2 separate regions of the Mus musculus genome follow, and region 1 is linked to region 2. The links are chromatin loops, found by intact Hi-C in ENCODE. Cell type or tissue: left cerebral cortex. All regions are shown on one strand.

Region 1 (2,500 bases), 89 kb before region 2:
CGCTCAGGCCTTAAAGGGAGAGAGATGCCTTAAGGGAAGTGGATTTTATTTTTACCCGACAGAAAATAACCCCCAACTGGGAAAAGGGTTTTGTCTTAGATAGCTTCACTTTGAGTGGAGGGCGAGACAATCCTGGGCAACCAGACTTATTAGTAGGCTGAGGCTGCCTACCAGAGAGGATGTGAGGGAAAGGGTTGGAGATGGTATACTGTGAGTACCTGCCTTGAGTGGGTGGACCGGTTGAAACGGGAAGCTCTAAGCCTGTTAAGTATGGAGCTGTGGAGTCAAGAAGGAAGGGAGCCTGGGGACGCCCAGGAACCCCCCGAAGATGTAGCTGTGGTGAGGCCCCCTGAGGAGGCCCCAAGGAGGGTAGAGGGGCCTGAAGTCTCCCCGGATGTGCACCAGTTAAGTGTCCCAGAAGGGGCAAGAAGGGTGGTGAGACCTAGAGTCTCTAGGTATGTGGAGATTGTGGAAGTTTCTGAGGAGGAACAGGTGGAAAACCCGAGGGAGAGAAGAGAAACGGAGACAATACTGCAAGTTGTGGAGTCTGAAACTGGGGAGGAATCTGGGCTGTCCGGAGAGATCAGTGAGAAGGGCAGAGGGCCAGAAAGGCCCAAGAAGAAACGGAAACTTCGCCAACACAACCTGGAGGAGCACCTGGGCTGGCAGCAGGATCAAGGAAAGGATTCAAGCCAGCTTAGCCAGGACCAGGAGCACCACTTAGAGCCCTACACGGAGGGGACAGAGCAGCACTATCACTCAAGGGCAGTGAAGCGCAAGAGCTTAACTGCCAATCTGCTGGACCGCTCCAAGAGTCAGGCCAAGTACCACCTGGAGAGGAAATCCAGTCAGCGGAACCGCCAGGAGTCTTCGGCTCAGGGCGCCTCGTCCTTGGCTCCTCACCCGTCCAAGGCAACTCGCCAGGTCATGGCGCCTCCCGGGTCTCAGGAATTTCGCTCGTCTCTAGCTCCTCCCTCTTCTCAGGCTCCTGGGCTGTCCCCAGTGTCTCCAGTGCCTCTGGTGCTCCAGATGCCTCTGGAGTCGCAGCAATCGGACAGCTTAAAGAATGAGAGCTCCAGCTGGATTGCGGAGGCGGAGCTGAAAACCAGGAGGCAGACGATCCGCTTCAGCCTCCGCCCCAAGTCATCCCGCCGCCTGTCACAGAGGTCCTTCAATGCCTTCAACGAGCTGGCAAAGCTAGGTGACCCCGACCTGCTGGAGATGGTGGAGCAGGAAGGTAAGGCTGGCGCTGAGCGGGCGCGCGAACCTTCTTCGCATGGGGTTTCTGCGGGGACGTTGGCAGCTGTAGGTTTCTGTCCCGGGAACGTTCTTAGTGTCGTGAGCCCCGCGCTGCGCCATGCCTGCCAGGCAGGTAATGGGAGACATTCTGCGCCCCGCGATGTCCCCTGATGCATCTGTGCTCCAAGGACCTACAACCTGTGACTTCCTAGGATCCGGACATCTGTCTCAGACCCCGAGTAATTGGCCTGGTGTGGGTCCCTGGCTCAGGAATTCTGCTCCTGAAATGTGGCTTTTTCCAAAGATAGCCTGCACAGGTGGCGATCCTCCAGTTAGGGGCTGGCCCTGAGTTCTTCCTGTCAGCTTCTGCCCCCAAGTGTTGGGCTTCATGGATTGGGCCACCATCATGCTGCATATGCATCATGTCTTCCCTTTTAAAAACAGCTTTTTATTGAGACATATCTGCATCCCGTGAAAGTCAGCAGCTAAGTGCAAAATGATTGGATTCTATGTATTTACAAAGTTTTGTGACCATCTCAACAGGGTCATTTTATGTCATCTTCCTCGTGTCAGTTAATCATCCTCTATGTAGCCATTCTCCACTTCTAGGCACAGGCACTTGTACTGCTTGCCTCTGTAGATTTCCTTAGCTCAGATACTCAAGGAAGTAGAGCCAAAAAGTTCGTGCTCTCAGACAAAACTGGCTTCTGTCTTGGCATGTTCTAAACTTCAGTCATGTGCAGCACCATTCCTTGTATTTGACATATAGTATTCCCTTGTGGAGGAAGCCGCACGCATCCATTTGCCAAACGCTGAACATATAACAGATTTCCTGACTTATACTAATACAAACTACACAGCAATAAGCATTCATTTGAAAGTTATTGTTTAAGCATTGGTTTTCACTTTTCTGTCACAGAAGGTCTGTGGAACACATAGTCACTCTGCATTGAATACTTTGGAAAGTGACCTCACTGTGTTCTAAGTGTTGCCCAGTTTTTGATCCCACCAGTGGCTTCTATTTCTTCTTTGAAGGAAAAATATAAAACAAAAATGCATATGATGTGATATTTTCTGGGTAATAAAGAATATTTCATTGCATCCACATGGAGATGAAATATTGCAGTTTTTAGGCATTTGCATCTCAATTAAATTTAGCCTCAAGGTGGGCCTACTTACTAGAAGCTATTTAGTTACTAACCCTTTGTCATGAGGACATGTGTAGCTTCTGTCTCCCCAGGAATCGCAGAACATTCCTGAA
Region 2 (2,500 bases):
GGGATAATAAAACATAGCCAGAAAATATGCAACAATTCTTGGAATACACCATGAGTCAGAAAGCAATGGAATTAAAATGTATGTGATATTGCCAATTACATCTTTTCAAAAGTACCTCACAATGTAATATTTGCGTGATGAATTCATTTCTTCTGGTGGGTTGTTTTTATTGTAAACATGCAGCTACTTTTAAAACCCGGAAAACCATGATAGCATCCTAAGAAGTGGGAATAAAACAATACAAAAAAGACAAGGAAAACCATGACAAAAAAAAAATCTAGAAGTCACTCTCCATCCTGGCAGCTTATTGGAGTTCTGCCCTTACTAATCAGCAGTGACAGAGCTCAGGTCCAACAATAATAGACTGGGTTTATCCAGGCAGTTGTAACCATGAGAAAAGGTGGGCAGAAAGTGGGCAAAATGGTTAAAAACAGAATTAATGTATTTGTTGTACTGGGTTACATACAGGCATCTGCATGCAGATGTATGTTATATCTGAACACATTCTTGCCTGCCCCAAAAAATTGTAAATAATTTGCTTCATTTGTTTATATCTCATGAAATAATAAAAATATACAGTTTGTGAAGAAAAAATAATCAGTCCTAAATACTTGATTAAAAACATCAGAAAATTATAAAGCAGAGGACCCAAGTGCAAGCATTCACTAGGAGGAGAAGGGCAAGCAGGGAGGTAAGTCCACTGTGTGGTGGATTTTCCATGTGATAAAAAAAATGGAGCTTCCCAAGAGGAGACACAGTGAGTGAAAGAAATCAAAGCTTAGCTGAGCTTCCAATACACTTAGCATGTATTTGGAAGAAAGATTTAAGTATAGGGTCCAGCAAGGACCGCACGTCCTCACGAAATCCCTGAGAAATCTATAAGGACATGAAGTGTAAGGACACAGAAAGGTCAAAAATAAGAGGACAGAAAAGTTTTGGGAAATAGTAAAATCAACTCATGTTCACATTATGCAAAGACAGTTACAAGGCAAGGCGTAGTACTGCAAACTGAGATTTTGTTAATAGAATGGTAATTGTAAGAATATACAACTATTTTACATATGTACCCAGCTAATAACAGGCAGGAATCATATAAGAGAAATGCTTACTGAAGGAGCCAATCTGTGGGGTGAGTGAACCCACAGTTATGATGGGAGCTGTTAATGTTTTCTCAATGAGTGATTGGTCACACGGAGAGCTGGAGGCAGTAAAGACGATGGAAAATTCAAGCAATCCACTTGACAGCAGACATGGCACCTAACAGTTGCAGAACAGACATTCCTTTCATGTGTTTGGAGAATATTGTGCAAAAGCATCTTGGACCACACGGCAGACAAAATTAACCTCACAGGACTGCGCTCTCCAGAGTACTTGCATCACTGTAGTGAGTTAAAGTTATTGAGAGGGAGCAGCAGTGACTCGGAAATGTTTGGGAATGAAACAGGGAAAACATTTCTTACTGACATATGGGTGAGAAGAACCCACACACCAAAGACTACCCCAGAACAGATGGGGCGTTCCATTTACATGTGGGTGGAAAACAGCTCAACACAAGTTTTAACAGAAATACATAATGACTTTATTCCTCACATTATTGGAAAAGGAAGCTATCAAAACAAAGTTTGTTGTTTGGGAACATAGATAGGTGTGAATTGGCTAAATAAACCCAAAGAATTGGGGAGGGGGGGATTATGAGAATTCAGTGAACTAAAAATCAAAGTCTGAAAAGGTAATAACACAAACACCGACTGAAATGAGTAAAATTGTGTGTGGGGGTGGGGGTGGGGAAGAGCAATAACATACTTCCCAGTTCAGGAAAAAGTGGGGCTGGATAAACTGGAAAAAGAACAGGGGTAATAGATACATTTGATGTTTTAAAAAACTAGAAAATTATGTTCAAGAAGTAACTCCCTGAGAACATGGACATCCATACCACAGATAAAGACAGTATTTGCTAAAGAGAAGACTCCTCCAGATGAAGTAAGGAAGTCCGCTACGTCCAACTTTTACTGTACAAGTGGGCGAAGCACATAACTAGGCATTTCACAAAACACATCATGAGGTAGCTGATAAAGCATGGAAAGGCTACTAACATCATTATAAATAAGAAGATGTGACCAGACCACCACAGAAACTTAGAATGAAAGGCATTGAGAGACAGTCCAGTTTCATCTTTGTTGCTGTGATCAAATATTCAGAACAGAAACAAATTTGGCTGTAATGAATTTATTTTGACTACAGTTATCGAGACAAAGTCCACAACAAGAAGGTATGGCATGCACTGTATGAGCACAGAGACAATCCCCACCCTCCATCTTACTGCCCCCAAAACACTCCCAACCCTACTGTCTGAGCCCCCATCTAATTTTTGCTGCAGGTTTCCTGACTTTTCTTCTACTCTTCTAGTAATAATGATACAAGGAGACAGAGACAGGCTCAGAATGGCTCACATCAGTGTTTCCCAAAACTATAAAGACTGGAGCATGCAATATCTACATTG

Evidence for each region. A loop is a pair of places that touch in the nucleus more often than their neighbours do. Peaks named below come from ENCODE experiments on the same cell type or tissue, not always from the same donor. Only the 100,000 strongest peaks of a DNase experiment are listed, where the experiment ranks them.
Region 1: a loop joins it to region 2, with 2.1 times the contacts of the local background. A loop is called at or near these places in 3 of 42 quality-filtered maps.

Annotation. Positions count from the first base shown.
Region 1 is chr7:51,510,014-51,512,513 of GRCm38, forward strand. Ano5 (anoctamin 5) reads left to right here and starts at 1,016. Exons shown (of 22, transcript NM_177694.6): 1 at 1,016-1,237. The coding sequence starts at 1,222. It overlaps Gm33190 (a long non-coding RNA gene), which reads right to left and starts at 973. Exons shown (of 5, transcript XR_001778128.2): 1 at 904-973; 2 at 1-9. In left cerebral cortex, no CTCF peak of the experiment used is centred here; a DNase peak (open chromatin) is centred at 1,040; H3K4me3 peaks cover 964 bases.
Region 2 is chr7:51,598,751-51,601,250 of GRCm38, forward strand. All of the region lies in intron 3 of Gm33136 (a long non-coding RNA gene), which reads right to left. Among named protein-coding and RNA genes, the nearest start is that of Slc17a6, 22 kb to the right of the region's middle. In left cerebral cortex, no CTCF peak of the experiment used is centred here; a DNase peak (open chromatin) is centred at 1,460.